Regions from separate parts of the Homo sapiens genome. Here region 1 is linked to region 2. A link is an interaction called in ENCODE POLR2A ChIA-PET data of the cell type or tissue named here. Cell type or tissue: PC-9. All regions are shown on one strand. Each heading gives the region's core, and the rest is flanking DNA. Links, peaks and the distances in the headings are about the cores only.

The links. ChIA-PET counts read pairs that join two places held together with the same protein. Peaks named below come from ENCODE experiments on the same cell type or tissue, not always from the same donor. Only the 100,000 strongest peaks of a DNase experiment are listed, where the experiment ranks them.
Region 1: POLR2A ChIA-PET joins it to region 2 with 10 read pairs; 2 of 35 experiments call an interaction of 5 or more read pairs at or near these places.

Annotation. Positions count from the first base shown.
Region 1 is chr11:57,669,864-57,681,123 of GRCh38, forward strand. ZDHHC5 (zDHHC palmitoyltransferase 5) reads left to right here. Exons shown (of 12, transcript NM_015457.3): 2 at 2,158-3,331. The coding sequence starts at 3,228. Among named protein-coding and RNA genes, the nearest start is that of ZDHHC5, 7.4 kb to the left of the region's middle. In PC-9, for the core only: no CTCF peak of the experiment used is centred there; DNase peaks (open chromatin) are centred at 4,578 and 5,508; H3K4me3 peaks cover 329 bases; H3K27ac peaks cover 2,242 bases.
Region 2 is chr11:57,598,764-57,605,268 of GRCh38, forward strand. SERPING1 (serpin family G member 1) reads left to right here. Exons shown (of 8, transcript NM_000062.3): 3 at 1,116-1,614; 4 at 3,272-3,406. Among named protein-coding and RNA genes, the nearest start is that of SERPING1, 4.3 kb to the left of the region's middle. In PC-9, for the core only: no CTCF peak of the experiment used is centred there; no DNase peak of the experiment used is centred there; H3K27me3 peaks cover 1,034 bases.

The DNA of each region.
Region 1 (11,260 bases), core at 3,017-7,016, 74 kb after region 2:
ATTCTTTTGCTAAGAATTGGTTCATCTTTATTTATACCCAATAAATTGTTAGGTTTTTGATTTCCCTTCTACTGTGTAGCCCCCAAGCATCTCAGATGCTGTTCTCTTTTGTGTTCCCAGTATTATACTCCCAAAATTGCATGGCCTTTCATGACTCTGTATTACTATGTCAATATTAGTCCATGTGACTTTTTTCCTGTGGAAAATATATGAAACAATATATAGTATCTAAATGATATTCTACTCTAGATAAAATTTAAGTAGTATAATTTTCCATCTTTTCTAGTCTTTGGGATTTTGAGGGAAAAGTTTGCTTTAATAGTACATATTGGCTGGGCAGAGTGTCTCACACCTGTAATCCCAGCACTTTGGGTGAGGAGGCAGATCACCTGGAGGTCAGGAGTTCGAGACCAGCCTGGGCAACATGGTGAAACCCCATCTCTACTAAAAATACAAAATTAGCTGGGTGTGGTGGTGCCCTCCTGTAATCCCAGCTGCTCGGGAGGCTGAGACAGGAGAATTGCTTGAATCCGGGACTCGGAGGTTGCAGTGAGCTGAGATCACACCATGCACTTCAGCCTGGGTGACAGAGGGAAACTGTGTTTCAAAAAAAAAAAAAAAGTACATATTGTCTACAAATCAAGAGTTTGCTTTTGTTAACAAAGTTACTGAGGCCTACATTCCAAATGTTAGGCTTCCATTCCTGTAGGAAACTGAGAGTTAAATAATCATTAAATCAGGGACTAGAGAGGATTTATGTTTTCTAGGACTATAACAGTTTCTTAGAATCTTTTGGCGCTCACTGTATTCTAATACTGCTGTTTGGCCCTCTGAAACCCTAATTTTAAAGAGAGAAATGAATCGTAAGGGAAGGCACCTTTGCCTTCCATGCCATAGGTGAGAGAGGAAGTGGTACATTATAGGGCACATTTATATTTTGTTATCTGAATCTTCTGATTTTTTTTTTTTTTTTTTTGAGACAGAGTCTTGCTCTGTTGCCCAGGCTGTAGTGCAGTGGCTCACTGCAACCTCCGCCTCCTGGGTTCAAGTGATTCTCCTGCCTCAGCCTCCTGAGTAGCTGGGACTACAGGCGCCCGCCCGGCTAATTTTTGTATTTTTAGTAGAGAAGGGAATAAAACTACTTTCTTTTAAAATTCTAACTTAAAATTTTTGGCTTGCAGATTCCAAGTTATCATCTCTGGGCAGGTAGTGGATGAAAAGGTAGAAAGGGTTTGTGTCACCAGAGGGGCATGTGACCTCTTGAGTTCTGAACCTGAGGTGATTCAGTGGAATGTCCTCGGGCATTCTGTAGCCTTCAATTTTAAAGAGTGGGATAAGGGACTGCGTCACCAGATAATGTGAGTAAAGTGCTTTTAGATCACCAGATGAAAAGCATTTTATAAAATCCCAAGGTGCTGGTGTTAGTTTGTTATTGTCATCAACAGAAATAATTGTTACTTTTAATCATATTGGGGCAGGTGGGGCTCAGTTACCTTAGGCCAATATAGGAATAATAAACTGTTGAATTGGGAAAAAAGAACCAACCCTATGCTATGCTTATTCAGTTTCTCATAGAGGGCATCATGGCTTTCTCTGCAAGAACATTTCTTACCCAGTGTTCTAATGGGTGATTCCAAAAGACCAAAAATTCAGCTTCTACCTCTTCAGGATTGTAACTAAAAAGCATAGAGGAGCAAAAGAAACACACAGAGAAAGAAAATGAGACTTGCTTTCCTAATTTTGAGGTTAATTTTTTTCTTTTTTCACTATAACAATAAACACTCTTCTTGTCCAAAGAGAAATCTTTGTTCTAGGACTGCCCTTCACTGCTGTGCCCTTGTTTGTGATTTTGATATTCTTGGTATTTGTTACTACCATCTATGTCAGGTGAGATGGGCCCCTTACAAGAGCTAGTCCTTTGATGTCCTTTGGCCAGGTGAAGCCATGTTCTGCTTCCAATCTGAACAGAGCAAAGGATTCTCAAGTCAGTTTTCCTCTGAATTCAGAGTCCCTTCTTACCCACATACATGTAAGTGAAATGGAAAACAGTCTTTCTTTCAGAAAGTACTTTTTAACAGCAGCCTGTGGAATTTTAGCCTTGGTGTCTAAGAAATACCCTGAAAGAATTCTCTGATAAAGATACTTGTTTTTCTCCAGGTGAGACACAGTAACCTGGTTGAACTCTGCATCTGGAAAGCTGAAGACTGAAGAAAGATAAGAGACATTGACTAGTCTGGAAACAGGGACATCTTTGGAACTTCGTTTTCATCCACAGTAAACTTTTGAAGTGTCATCAATTGGAATTGATTTCTTCATCTTATTCTGCCTATTGGGAAGAACATGGCTTCAAGGATTTTAAGTTTCCCTTTAGTTTTACATGAACTTTGTAGGAAACAGAGCCCTTAAAGGGCTTGGGAATAACAAGAAGAGATTGAAGACAGAGAAGCTTGCCCTGTTTTCCTTGCCCCTTCAAAGAAAAGGATTTACAGCTCAAACTTAGAACAGCTGTTGTCCAGCTTTAGCCATCAAGAGAGAAATAAATTAAACCACCATTGCCAGACTACAAGCCCTGGTGAAGTCAGGGTGTGGGAGTGGTGGCATTGAGAAGACTACCTAAAAGAGACAAAGACTGCAGTAAACAAAGCTCCTCTTTAAAGTTGGAAGGGGCCTCAGGTTCCTTCTTGGATTGAAATAGAAATAGAAACACAGGGCACACCTCTTTTAGGTGCAGCTCACATTTTATGGAACTGTAGTCGTGGAGGTACTATAGTATCTCAGAAGAATTTTTCTTTGCCCAAAGTTTTTTTGCCATACCCTGATATTCTCTCCTTCTTTTGAAGACCTGCCTCCATCCATGAGCTGTATCTTGATCTGTCTGACTGTCCATGTTTTCCACCTGCAACCATTTGCATGTGTACAGCCTACTGTTTGTCTCCAGTTTTTAAACTGTACAAGTTGTGTTTCTTAATCTTCCCTTCTGCCTTGTTCTGGGGAGGTGGTTATTCATCATTTGGAATCACCTTTCCCCCTCCCATGTGCTTTCCTTCATTTGAGATCTTTTGACCTTTGGCTTTATTTGGGAGGGGGAAGGGTGATAAAGTTTTCTGTTTCCCTGGTTTTCTTTTGTACTCCTCTCTGTTGCTTCCCTCCTCCCATTTTCTTGTCTGTTCTGCCGCTGTGTGGGCCTGGGCTATGCGGCAGGGCAGATTTCCCATCAGAGCTCCAACATGCCCGCAGAGTCTGGAAAGAGATTCAAACCCAGCAAGTATGTCCCGGTCTCTGCAGCCGCCATCTTCCTAGTGGGAGCTACGACACTCTTCTTTGCCTTTACGTGAGTTTTCTCCCAGCAGGGGTGTTTGGGTGGGTGGATACTCCATGGGAAGTGAGGAGATAACGCTTTCTCTTGAGTTTTGCAAAGCCAAGTGACTGAGAGGGCTCAGCGTCTGGTACAGGTAAATCCAAATCCCAGAGACATGTAAGAAAAATGAGAAAAAGCCTGTCCTTTCAGTCGTGTTATCAGTTTTACTTCGCTGAATCTTCTACCTACCCTTTCCTCCTTTATTTTGGAATCATAGATGTCTTCATATTTTTCTACCCAGCTCCATCATTAGATGATCCTAAGCTAGGAAGGAAGTGGGAGGAAACCACCAGAGAGGCTTAAAGCAGTTTAAGCAGTCAATTCTATGAGAAAGAGAACTAGACTAGACTAAAGGCTTTTTTTTGGAGGCAGCGTCTCTTGCTCTGTCACTCAGGCTGGAGTGCAATGTCGCGGTCTCGGCTCACTGCAACGTCCGCCTCCCAAGTTCAAGCGATTCTCCTGCCTCAGGCTCCTTAGTAGCTAGGATTAAAAGTGCCAACCACCACACCTGGCTAATTTTTTTTATTTTCAGTAGAGATGGGGTTTCACCATATTGGCCAGGCTGGTCTCAAACTCCTGAACTCAAGTGATCCATCCACCTTGGCCTCCCAAAGTGCTGGGATTACAGGTGTGAGCCACCATGCTGGGCCGACTAAAGCCTTTTTAAATGCTAATGGCTTTTTTCCAGGATGTCTGAAACTTAGGTTTGAGATTGTGGAAACTGAGAGTATTGGAAAATTTCAGAATTGATTTATAAGATACACCAATGAGAGAGTTTTGGCTTTTAGTGCTACCCAGATGGTTTTCTTTGTACTCTTAAGAACAGAAGCCTGGAGAAGTGAAGGCCACTGAGAAAGGAAAGGGTAAGTTGTATTTGGGAAGAGAGTCCTAAAAGAGTCCCTTTATGTTAGTTTCTGCCGAGGGAATGACAGTAATTTTCCCATTACTTGGTTCTGTTGGGAAAAGCAGTTGGTATGAAAAAATTTCCCATTTAGGATCTAGGATCTGCATCATTCTCACTTTGATCTTCAGACTTTCTTCATTTACTTGTTATTGGAAGAGACTGAGTGATTTAAACCTTCCCTTTTTCCTCAGTTTTTTTTTTTTTTTTATTAAGCTCTTGACCATCTGGAAGGCATCCTTGCTGTTACCTGTTTATAAATTAACATGTACCAGGCTTCTGAGCCTTATACTGTTGAGTCATTGATTTAGTGCTCTAGTTGCAGCTCTTGGAATCATCAGAGCATGCTGGATCTTCTGGGAAGTTACTTTGTCATGGTTCAGGCTCAAACCTAGTTGTGAAGTGTTATTCAGAGCAACATGAGGTTGCTGGAAAGAGGAAGAAGTGAATTGAAGTGGTAGGGAATAAAAACACTTGGGCTCATTGAAGTAGAGATTATTGGGGTGGAGGCAATTATACACAAGTTAAATCTGAGGTAGGAGGGAAGGAAAACTCCCCATATTTAGCTTTAGAAGCCAAAAGATATTCTGAAAAATGTGGGTCACATTGTCTAAAGAGTCAGCAAAGTAATACTGATGTATTTCTCTAGTTTTTAAAGAAGGAGAGAAAGAATCACTATCTAAGGCATGAACACCATCCTACTTCTCACCTCCTCTGAAGCAGAGAAGTTGTAGATTTTTTGGCCCCCAGCTCTGAGCTTGAGCATACCTGCTGGAGTCTCTCAAGGATCTAGAGACAGTGCTGCTTTTCTCTGACTTAATATTTTCTTCATAACCTTTTCCTCTTGCTTAAACTCAACATGTTCAGTGCTCTGTCCTTCTTCATACATTTACTACCAGAAAGAGGGGTGAGTCTTTGGTGTCAGAACTTGTTTTGGTTTTTGCTAATATGGCCAGGAAGTAGAATCAAAATTTTAACTAAGGGACATTTATATTATATCTTAGTATCCTGTAGCAATTTTGGTTCTGGGTCAAGAGGGGTATGTACAAGACCAGTTTGACACCCTTAACTCTGCTCAATTGGGGAGGGTCTATTTTCCTTTAAGAGGCAAAGCCTTTGGAGAAGGAAATTGAGGGGACTAAATGATTTCTGTCTTTCAAGCTCCCTCTTCTTGAGATAGAGCAAGCTGAATCCTTGTTTTTAATTTGCTAATCTGGAACCATTGAAGTGTTTGACTGGTTATACCAGTTTGCCTACAAAGAGTTGTCCTGACATAGGCATTTTCTCAACTGATAGTTGAAGCTGTTTAACCTACTTTCTCATTCCCTGGTGCCAGTAAAGTAGGAGCCCTCCTTATTCCATGGTCTCTTAGCTCTAGGAAAAAGGATTTTGGAGGACAATATTGACCTTATTTGGAATTATTGCCTCTCATCCAAAGTTAGAAGAACCCTAAGTCATAGCTGGAGTTCCTTCCCCCTGGCGCTAGTTTCCACAGGACCAATTTCTGGGCTCCATCTTTTCCTAAGCATCTCCCCTAGTCACCTTGTGGGGGCACAAACACACTGTTTATCTTACTCTAGCACCTAGCTCGGGTAATTCTGAAATTCTCATCTCCTCTTCTCCATCTGACTAGAGTATTTCCTCTGTAAGCATATATCTGGGCTGAGGCACCACTGTTCTTAAAAACTATCCTCTCATGTATTTTACCTCTTTCGAGGTTCAGTTCCCTGGAGAATCCCCTGTTTAAAACCATACAACCTAAAAAAGAGTTCAGGGTTTCAAATGGAGAGGCAAGAGGAAAACTCTCTGAACTAGCTCCTATGTGGGGCTGTAAATCTGTAACTACTCTATCATCCTCCTATTCTCTTCACTAGGCTACAACTAGCTACATTATTAGAAGCCCCAGGTGAGAATTACTTTGGGATATAGAGGAATGCGAGTAGGAGGGAGAGTCCCTTTCAGGTAACAGACATAATTAGTGGAGGCATGTAGACTTCAACTAGTTAGGAACAATTTACCTTCCATGTTTCTTTGTTAAGTTGGGGAAAGCTATGAGCAGAAATTACTAGTTGAGTTTGCATCAAAGAAATAGTGATCTGCCCCAGAGAATCTTGAACAGAACAGTTCAGGCCTTCCTCCTGGAACTCTAATCCCTCTCATTCCCTGAATTTGTCCAGCACTAAAACTAAGGAATGGTGGGGATCCTGTCTTAATTCTTCTCTGTTTTCACTATTTGGGAGGGAGAGTGTCTGCTGAAGTAACCTTCTACCTCCCAGTTAGTTACTAGACTTCATTTAGGATAACTACTTGGATGCTTATCTATCTTAGTTTAATCTTGTTTTTTGACTGGCAGAGGGGCAGTCCTAGGTAAGTGGGATAAGCCCTCTTTGGGGGAGGTCAGGAGATTGATTCTGGTGAAGTCTGTTAACCTTTGTGGACCTAAGTTCTTCCTGTTTACAGTGAGAACGTTGACCTACAGCAGTTTGTTTAAGCAACATGACCCTTTTTCAAATGAAATCTTATATACAAAAAAAAAAACCAACATAAAAATTAGGGCTGCTCTGGTTCAAGTGAGGCTGGCATATAGAGGCCCAGCCCCTTGGTATCGCCTCTTTACCGTGTAGGATCTCCTGAGACCTAGTGCTCCTGGTAACACCATTTCGAATCACTTTGAATTGTATCTTGTTTAAAGTCTCATCAAACTGTGAATTAGTCCAGTTAAGGTCTTATTTTATCCATTTCTAAAGCTGGTGGGAGGGGGCAGGATAAGATCTCTGCTTCACGTGATTTTTTTTTTTTTTTTTTTTTTTTTTTTTTGAGATGGAGTCTTACTCTGTCGCCCAGGCTGGAGTGCAGTGGCGCGATCTCGGCTCGCTGCAAGCTCTGCCTCCTGGGTTCATGCCATTCTCCTGCCTCAGCCTCCCGAGTAGCTGGGACTACAGGCACCCACCACTACACCCGGCTAATTTTTTGTATTTTTAGTAGAGAAGGGGTTTCACCGTGTTAGCCAGGATGGTCGTGATCTCCTGGCCTCGTGATCTGCCCGCCTCAGCCTCCCAAAGTGCTGGGATTACAGGCGTGAGCCACCACGCCCAGCCCCTATTTTATCCATTTCTAAAGCTGGTGGGGAGGGGGCAGGATAAGATCTCTGCTTCACGTGATTTTTTTTTTTTTTTTTTTTTGAGATGGAGTCTTACTCTGTTGCCCAGGCTGGAGTGTGGTGGTGTGATCTCGGCTCACTGCAACCTCTGCCTCCTGGGTTCAAGCGATTCTCCTGCCTCAACCTCCTGAGTAGCTGGAATTACAGGCGCCTGCCACTAAGCCCAGCTAATTTTTGTATTTTTAGTAGAGTTGGGGTTTCACCATAATGGCCAGGCTGGCCTCAAACTCCTGACTTCAGGTGATCCACCCACCTCGGCCTCTCAAAGTCCTGGGATTACAGTCGTGAGCCACCGCACCTGGCCACTTCACGTGATCTAAGGGAAGGATAAAGTCAGAGTTGTATGGAAATCCATGATGGTCTTTTCAGGCTCCCATCCATTATATAGTTTGCGGCTTTTCAGTTTCTGCCTCAGTCCTCTTCCAACCCTTTTACCCACAGGAAGTTGGCCGACCTCCATGGAGTTCTCTCTGGTCCCCCCTCCCCCGTAACTGCAGAGGTATTAGCACCTGATTTGAGTGGGAGCAGCCTTGTGATTTAGCACATTAATGGAGCAGTGGTTGTGCCTTTTCCTTCTCACATTGTTTTCTTATCCAGGAATAAGTGCCCAGGTCCTACGTCTCACATTCAGCTGGTTGAAAGTCTGGGTACCACAAATCAGGTGTTTTCAGAGAAACTGGGTTGCCCACCTGTAAAGGGAGAAATTGTTTTCTCATGGAATCTTGAGGAAAGGATTTCTAAATGAGGATCCCCATGGGCAGGAAGTGGAACATTCATTTCAGCCTTCTCTCATCAACAAGGAACACTAGTCATATGCTCAAGCAATATGCTAGGCATGGGCAGAATGCATAGACCTATTCTTTAGGAGCTTAGTGTCTCTGTTTTAAGTGTCCTTGAATTCCTAGTATTTCAGATAGGGGAAGGTAGAGGTGGAATAATTGATGATGATGATAATGATGGTGATAGTTAATAATGTTTTCTTTTGTCTTCTGTCCACTGAATGCTCAGTATCAAGCCAGCTAGTTTAAAAAGAATTCTAGCACTTTGGGAGGCTGAGACAGGCAGATCAGGAGGTCAGGAGATCGAGACCATCCTGGCTAACACGGTGAAACCCGTTCTCTACTAAAAATACAAAAAAATTAGCCAGGCGTGGTGGTGGGCGCCTGTAGTCCCAGCTACTCGGGAGGCTGAGGCAGGAAAATGGTGTGAACCCGGGAGGCGGAGCTTGCAGTGAGCCGAGATCGCGTCACTGCACTCCAGCCTGGGTGACAGAGCAAAACTCTGTCTCAAAAAAAAAAAAAAAAAAAATTCTAGCGGCTGGGAGCAGTGGCTCACACCTGTAATCCTAGTACTTTGGGAGGCTGAGGCGGGAGGATCGCTGAGCCCAGGAGTTCGAGACCAGCCTGGCCAACATAGTGAGACCTGTCTCTACAAAAAATAAGCAAAGTCAGCTGGTCATGGTGGCATGCACCTGTAGTCCCAGCTACTTGGGAGGGTAAGGCTGAAGGGTTGCTTGAATCTGGGAGGCAATTTTAGTGAGCCAAGCATGGGTGACAGAGCGAGACCCTGTCTCAAAAAAAATGAATTCTAATAACTTTTGAATGAAGATCTTTCTCCTTCATTCTCATGTTTGTACTATGTAGCTGAAGTAACAAGGTTGGAGAGTTTCATGTGGATTACCTAAGGCCTTGCATAGAGAAGTATTAATTGAGGCAGGATTAAAATCCAAAGATTCTTGACTCCTACTTTGTGTTTCTTTCTAAGAACTTAACCATTTTTTTGTAACAGGATGCATTAGGGAGTGCTCTGAAACAGGGTTTCAGGAGTGTGGATATTGGAATCCATTCTCCCAATTTTATTTATTTTTATTTTTTATTTTATTTTGTATATATATTTTGAGACGGAGTTTGGCTTTTACGCCCAGGCTGTCGTGAAGTGGCGCGATCTTGGCTCACTGCAACCTCTGCCCCCCGGGTTCAAGTGATTCTCTTGCCTCAGCCTCCCGAGTAGCTGGGATTACTGGTGCCCACCACCACGCCCGGATAATTTTTGTATTTTTAGTAGAGACAGAGTTTCACCATGTTGGCCAGGCTGGTCTCGAACTCCTGACCTCAGGTGATCCACTTACCTTGGTGTCCCAGAGTGCTAGGGTTACAGGCGTGAGCCACCATACCTGGCCCCACTCTGCCAATTTTATTTGGTCTTGAAAACAGGAGTGCTGAATGGATGGGCAGAAGAACCCGTTCTACCTGAGATGGTATAGGTCTGGTAGTCCTGTCAATGAGTCAGCCAGCCTTCTGGGCTGTGACCACTCCCTAGGCTTTTAGAGCTTTATGATTATTGCCATAGTCTAAGGACGAGCCCCAACATCTCCTGTTCTGAGCTCTGGCCTCATCTTCCATCAAAGGCAACAGATTCAGACAGGCCACTTGGGGTGGTCACCTAGGAATCTGGCAAAGTACCATAGCAACGGAAAGCCTCTCCTTAAATCAAGCAGAATTTGGGATATGGCAAGAACGGGCTCTGCTCACACATGCCTCTCCTTGGTGGGGTGTTCCCTTATAGTGCTGATTGGAAGCAATGGTTCTGTGAATCTAGGAGCAAATATTGTCCATGAAGTTGTTATTTGCATCATTTCTAGATTCTGGCACTGTGGGGGCAGACTTTATTTTGGCAACAGATACTGGAATTCCATTCCAGGATTACACACTTTATCTGGACCAAGTTGATATCCAGAAGGTTGTAGGGTAAAGTTCATCATCCAGGGATAGGTTGGCAGGATCCCCAAGAAACTGAGTTGCTTTGCCTAAAAATGAAACTGGCTGGGCATGGTGGCTCATGTCTGTAATCCCAGCACTTTGGGAGGCTGAGGCGGGCAAATCGCTTTGAGCTCAAGAGTTGAGTCCAGCCTGGGCAACATGGTGAAACCCTGTCTCTACAAAAAATTAGCCGGGCGTGGTGGTGTGCATCTGTAGTCCCAGCTACCCAGGAGGCTGGGGTGGGAGGATCACTGGAGCTCAGGAGTTTGAGGCTGCAGTGAGCTGTGATCTTGCCACTACACTCCAGCCTGGGCAAGAGAGCGAGACCCTGTCTCAAAAAACAAAACTGAAGAAAGAGTCGAGTCAGAAAGATTGACATGGGCCTGCAGGAGGTTTCATATCTTGTTCTTACTCTCATTAGTTTCTCTCAGAGATGGAAACTAAGGTGAATATTTCTTTCAGAAGCTCAAGAGGCCACAGTGGCCAGTTGTAGGAATGAGACTTTTAAATCATGGGCACCTCAGTGTTCTAAGGATTTAATTTCTTTTTCCCTTCTAATTATCTTCCCAGGCTGTAGGAGTCAAGTGAGTCACCCTTTCTCTTCTTCCCCAGGCGGAAATTGAAGTGACAACTTAGTACTAGGGAGGGGCTCTGACCTGGATGACTGGTTTTCAGTTTCTCTCCCTCCTTCTTAAGGAACCTAGGAGGTCAGGCTTTGGGGTGAGGCGGTGCAGGAACTCTTCTTTTTGCTTATATTCCACTCCAAACCCTGCCAATGTATGGAGACATCTTTTCTGAACCAAAGAACTCACAGAGGAAGAAGCTTCCATGGGGGGCTTTCTTTGAGGATAGTATAGAACTATGACTGAAGGTCTGTTTAGTCCCTAAAATTGATGCCCTTGCTCCAGCTTCGTTATTTTGTCTGCTAATTGTGTACTGACATATCAAGAGAACCAAACAGCTAATGGATATTTACTATCTAAAAAGCCTGGCATATAATAAATACTAAAAACTTTTCAAAATGAATGGCTGAATGGAATTTGAATAAATAGATGGTGGTGGTAAAGATTTGTGAGATGCTT
Region 2 (6,505 bases), core at 15-4,014:
CCAGGCTAGGGCCTGTGAAGACAGGGAAGAATGGTAGCAAACATACGTGGGTCTGGGTGGGGGTCAATAGCAGTGAGAGGTCCCAGTGGTCTGGGAGGTCATGGACTAGAAATAAGGCTAAGAAGTGCAGGATCCCAGGAGAAAGGTAGGTAGGGGTGTGTGTATGTGCGTGTGTGTGTGTGTGCACGCGCAAGTTGGTATCACATACTCAGCAGATGATGTAGTTATGAGCAGGGAGTTTGGAATCAGAGACCTTGTTTTGACCCCTAGCTGTTTCTCCCATTTCTGTGAGACCCTGGACTAGTTAATATGTGTCGGTATGAGTTTCTCTACCTGTGAAATGGAGCTAATGCGTGGTTTCTCAGTGGAGGATCTGTTGACATTGGGGCTGGATAATTCATTGCTGAGGGGCTACCCTGCGCATTTTAGGATGTTTTGCAGTATATCTCTAGCCTCTACGCACTAGATTCCGGTAGCATCTTCCCTGCTGTCTCCCTGTGACAACCAAAAATGTCTCTGGACATTGCCAAATATCCCCTGGGAGTCAAAATTGTTTCAGAGCCGCTGGCCTATACTACTTCTCTCTCCCTCCCTTCCTGCCTCCCTTCTTTCCTCCTTCCCTTTCTTCGTTCCCTTCCTAATGTGTACTGTTTTTCCACACCCACTAATGGGTTGCAACCCACAGTTTAAAAATTTACTGTTCTAAATCAAGGAGCACAAGTTCAAATGTCTGTACTAGCCAAGCAAGTGAGTCAAACAGGTAGATATTTACAGGAAATTGCAAGAACATAGATAAATGACAACACTCAGCTTCACTGTTTGGAAAACAACTTCCTACAGGGCAGTAATTGGTCAGAGATTACAGAGTCCCTGACTATCCCTCATCTTCTGCAGAGCACATTCCTGTGCACCCCCACCCTCACCCTGTATTGCCCCTTCTCTGAGGAATTAGTGGTGGTGGTTCTAAGACAGATTGCTCATCTGCCGCACTGTCAGAAATTACTCTCTTGTACAGGACATTTTCCACATCCACACCTTCTCTTCCTGCTTTGAGTATTTTAGAGGACTGTGCCTCGTAGTAAGAAAAAAATGAAACTCAGTTTCTTGAACCACAGGATAGAGCCTCCTCAAATCCAAATGCTACCAGCTCCAGCTCCCAGGATCCAGAGAGTTTGCAAGACAGAGGCGAAGGGAAGGTCGCAACAACAGTTATCTCCAAGATGCTATTCGTTGAACCCATCCTGGAGGTTTCCAGCTTGCCGACAACCAACTCAACAACCAATTCAGCCACCAAAATAACAGCTAATACCACTGATGAACCCACCACACAACCCACCACAGAGCCCACCACCCAACCCACCATCCAACCCACCCAACCAACTACCCAGCTCCCAACAGATTCTCCTACCCAGCCCACTACTGGGTCCTTCTGCCCAGGACCTGTTACTCTCTGCTCTGACTTGGAGAGTCATTCAACAGAGGCCGTGTTGGGGGATGCTTTGGTAGATTTCTCCCTGAAGCTCTACCACGCCTTCTCAGCAATGAAGAAGGTGGAGACCAACATGGCCTTTTCCCCATTCAGCATCGCCAGCCTCCTTACCCAGGTCCTGCTCGGTAAGACCCTGCTTGAATTCTCTCCAGGTCATTTGTTGGACACTCCCATAAGAGTCACCAATCCAGACACTTACAAAGCCATGCCTCTGGGAAGAAGCTGTAAAAATGGGCTATTATATATTGGGGGTGGGGTAGAGGGATGTATCTTTTCATTCTTGAACATTCCATCATTTCACAGTGATGTAATAGGCACGATTGCTTGTAAAACTCTGTGACTATACAAGAACATATAAAATAAGGTCGCAGCCACTAACCATGTTTCATGGCAAGGAGAGGTGATAAGAAAGATGAAATTAGGCGCAGTGGCTCACGCCTGTAATCCCAGCACTTTGGGAGGCCAAGGCGGGTGGATCACCTGAGGTCAGGAGTTCAAGACCAGCCTGGCCAACATGGTGAAACCCTGTCTCTACTAAAAATACAAAAATTATCAGGGAGTGGTGGTGCATGCCTGTAATCCCAGCTACTTGGGCAGCTGAGGCAGGAGAATCGCTTGAACCCAGGAGGTGGAGGTTGCAGTGAGCCGAGACCGCACCATTGCACTACAGTCTGGGTGACAGAGCGAGACTCTGTCTCAAAAAAAAAAAAAAATTATCAGAGATAGACCTAGAGTAGATGTGGTTAGTACTGCCTTCTAGCTCTGTGACCTTGGGCAGATCACTTTAACCTCTCTGAGCCTTGAGTCCTCTTGTGTAAAATAGTGATGATGCTATCTACCTCAAAAGATTAAGAAGCAGAAAGCCAGGCCGGATGCGGTGGTTCACACCTGTAATCCCAGCATTTTAGGAGGCCGAGGCGGGCAGATCACGAGGTCAGGAGTTCGAGACCAGCCTGACTAACATGGTGAAACCCCGTCTCTACTAAAAATAAAAAGAAATTAGCTAGGCATGGTGGTGCACACCTGTAACCCCAGCTACTCAGGAGGCTGAGGCAGGAGAATCACTTGAACACGGGAGGCAGAGGTTGCAGTGAGCCGAAATCATGCCACTGCACTCCAGCCTGGGAAGACTGAGCAAGACTCTGTCTCAAAAAAAAAAAAGAAGCAGCCTAGTGTCTGACTTAGTGGGAGGTCAAAAAAATGTAAATCCTCTGCCATCTTGAGGGATTACTGTCAAGTCCCATTTGGTAATTACCCTAGGAATGGCACAAACAAATTACTACAAGCAGTGGGGACAGAGCTATTACTCCCCAGAGAGAATTCTAAAAAGGCTACAGAATCTTTCTTGGCTGGGCACGGTGACTCACACCTATAATCCTGGCACTTTGGGAGGCCAAGGCAGGAGTTCAAGACCAGCCTGGCCAACATGTTGAAACCCCATCTCTACTAAAAATGCAAAAATTAGCCAGGCATAGTGATGCATGCTTATTGTCCCAGCTACTTGGGAGGCAGAGGTGGGAGGATTGCTTGAACCTGGAGATTCAAGTGAGCTGAGATTGCACCACTGCATTCCAGCCTGGGCAACAAAGCAAGACTCTGTCTCAAAAAAAAAAAAAAAAAAAAAAAAAAGAGAGATTGAGAGAACACTTCCAGCTCAGATGATCTGTGATCCCCTCCAAAGCAGGGAATACCCTCCATTCCAGCCTGGTCCCCAACCCTCATTCCCAAGGAAGGCCCCCGACTCATCCTGCAAGTATCTTTCATCTCTGCCCTTTGTTGCAGGGGCTGGGGAGAACACCAAAACAAACCTGGAGAGCATCCTCTCTTACCCCAAGGACTTCACCTGTGTCCACCAGGCCCTGAAGGGCTTCACGACCAAAGGTGTCACCTCAGTCTCTCAGATCTTCCACAGCCCAGGTGAGTGCCCAGGAATGGGCAGTGTCTGCAGAGGAGGGTCCTGAGAGGACTCTGAAGGGGGACCCAGCGCTGGGGAAAGAAAGGACAGAGGGAATGTTGGAGCTACAGTATCAGGGATGGACTGCAGAGCAGGTGAAGACCTTGGCAGGAGCATTAGGTCACTCCAGGAACTAGACTGTTCTTCTAATGAGACCTTAGACAAGTCTCTGGCATTCATCAACTGCTTTAGAATAAAAATAACCGGGCAGGTACAGTAAAATAGTGATGATGCTATCTACCTCAAAAGATTAAGAAGCAGAAAGCCAGGCTGGGCGTGGTGGCTCACACCTGTAATCCCAGCACTTTGGGAGGCCGAGGCAGGTGGATCACGAGGTCAGGGGTTCGAGACCAGCCTGACCAACATGGTGAAACCCTGTCTCTACTAAAAATACAAAAATTAGCTGGGCATGGTGGCGGGCACCTGTAATCCCAGCTATTCAGGAGGCTGAGGCAGGAGAATTGCTTGAACCTGGGAGGCGGAGGTTGCAGTGAGCCGAGATGACGCCACTGCACTCCAGCCTGGGCGACAGAGCAAGACTCCGTCTCAAAAAAAAAAACAAAAACAAAACAAAAACAAAAAAAAAAACAAAGAAGGAGAAAGCCGGGCCGGGCATGGTGGCTCTCATCTGTAAGTTCAAGGAGTTGAAGGTATGCTAGGACTTTGGGAGGCCAAGGCCTTCAAGACCAGCCTGGGCAGCATGGCGAAACCTGTCTCCATTAAAAAAAAAAAAGTTGGGGGTACGGCTGGGCATGGTGGCTCACACCTGTAATCCCAGCACTTTGGGAGGCTGAGGTGGGTGGAACACCTGAGGTCAGGAGTTCAAGACCAGCCTGGCCAACATGGCAAAACCCTGTCTCTATTAAAAACACAAAAATTAGCCTGGCATGGTGGCAGGCGCCTATAATCCCAACTACTCAGGAGGCTGAGGCAGGAGAATCGCTTGAACCCAAGAGAGTGAAGGTTGCAGTGAGCTGAGATCATGCCACTTCACTCCAGCCTGAGTGAAACAGCAAAACTCTGTCTCAAAAAAAAAAAAAGGAAGAAAGAAAAAAGGCCAGGCGCGGTGACTCACGCCTGTAATCGCAACACTTTGGCAGGCCGAGGCAGGCGATTCACAAGGTCAGGAGTTCGAGACCAGTCTGGCTAACTAACATAGTGAAACTCCGTCTCTACTGAAAATACAAGAAATTACCCTGGCATGGTGGTGTGCACCTGTAATCCCAGCTACTCAGGAGGCTGAGGCAGGAGAATCGCTTGAACCTGGGAGGCAGAGGCTGCAGTGAGCCGAGATCGCGCCACTGCACTCCAGCCTGGATGACAGAGCAAGACTCTGTCTCAAAAAAAAAAGGCCGGGCGCGGTGGCTCATGCCTGTAATCCCAGCACTTTGGGAGGCTGAGGCGGGCGGACCACGAGGTCAGAAGATCAAGACCATCCTGGCTAACAAGATGAAACCCTGTCTCTGCCAAAAAAATACAAAACTTAGCCGGGCATGGTGGCAGGCGCCTGTGGTCCCAACTACTTGGGAGGCTGAGGCAGGAGAATGGCATGAACCCGGGAGGCGGAGCTTGCAGTGAGCCGAGATTGCGCCACTGCACTCCAGCCTGGGCAACAGAGCGAGACACCATCTCAAAAAAAAAAAAAAAAAATGGGGCGGGCGGGCCAGGCGCGGTGTCTCACACCTGTAATCCCAGCACTTTGGGAGGCTGAGGTGGGCGGATCACTTGAGGTCAGGAGTTCAAGACCAGCCTGGCCAACACCAGGAAACCCTGTCTCTGTTAAAAATACAAAAATTAGCCAGGTGTGGTGGCACGCGCCTGTAGTCCCAGCAGGAGAATAACTTCAACCTGGGAGACAGAGGTTGCAGTCAGCTGAGATCGCACCACTGCATTCCAGCCTGGGTGACAGACCGAGACTCTGTCTCAAAAAAAAAAAAAAAAAGAAGAATACCCATATGCATTCATTAATATATAGGGCTAGAGGGCTAGAGAGCTATAGACATAAAATAGACAAAAAATTTTTTTGCTCATTTTTGGGTCAAAGGAGTCTTGGGACTCTAATTCTTTTAATTTTTGTGTTATGTGAATTTGTTATCATTTACATGTATTATGTTATTAAGTAGGTAATAATGATAATACTAATAATAAACTTACAAAACGATCCAATGTAGTTGTTTTCAGACTTTGTTCCTCGGAGCCCTAGGACTTTGCAAAGCTGTTTCTGGAGTCATGGTGGGAGTGGGGTGTGGGGAGCCTGAGCAGTGGGGAAGGGTTCACCACTTCCTGTGAGAGGGAAACGGACCAGCTGGGCTCTGAGCTCCCCACCCAGCCTCAGCCAGGGTCCATTTTATATTGTGGGCTTCAGACATGCCTTTGTTTGAAAGCAGTTCTGCTGCTTTAAAATGTTTGATAACCATTGAACTAATCTACCCACCTCCCTTTTTAAAAAAAAAAGGAAAACTTTTTTTTAAGCTGTTTTTTTTGTTTTTTGTTTTTTTTTAAACTGTAAAAACAATACTTAGGTCTGGCTCAGTGTGCCTGTAATTCCAACACTGAGAGGCTGAGGTAGGAGGATTGCTTGAGGCTAGAATTTCGAGACTAGCCTCTGGGCAACATAGACAGACCTCATCTCTACAAAAAATTTTAAAAATTATCCGGGTGTGGTACGTGTCTGTAGTTCCAGCTATGAAGGACTGAGACGGGAGGATTGCTTGAGCCAAGGAATTCGAAGTTAGAGTGAGCTATGTTTATGCCTCTGTACTCTAGGTTGGGTAACAGAGTAGGACCCTGTCTCTAAAAAAAAAAAAATTTAATTTAAATTTTAAAAACTCACCTATCACCCCATCATCTGAAAAACACCCTCTTTCAGATGTGGGAAAAACATGGCTCAGAGGTGTTCAAGAAATGTTGCATTTATTTATTACTTACAAAGCTGTAAGTCAGCTTTATCCGCTGTCTTGCTAGGTTGGTGAAAAATACGTAACAGCATTCAATATTAGGGCTTCTATCCCCATCTAGCTGCACACTGGAGCTGTGCCAAGCAAGGTTCTTGGTCTTATGTT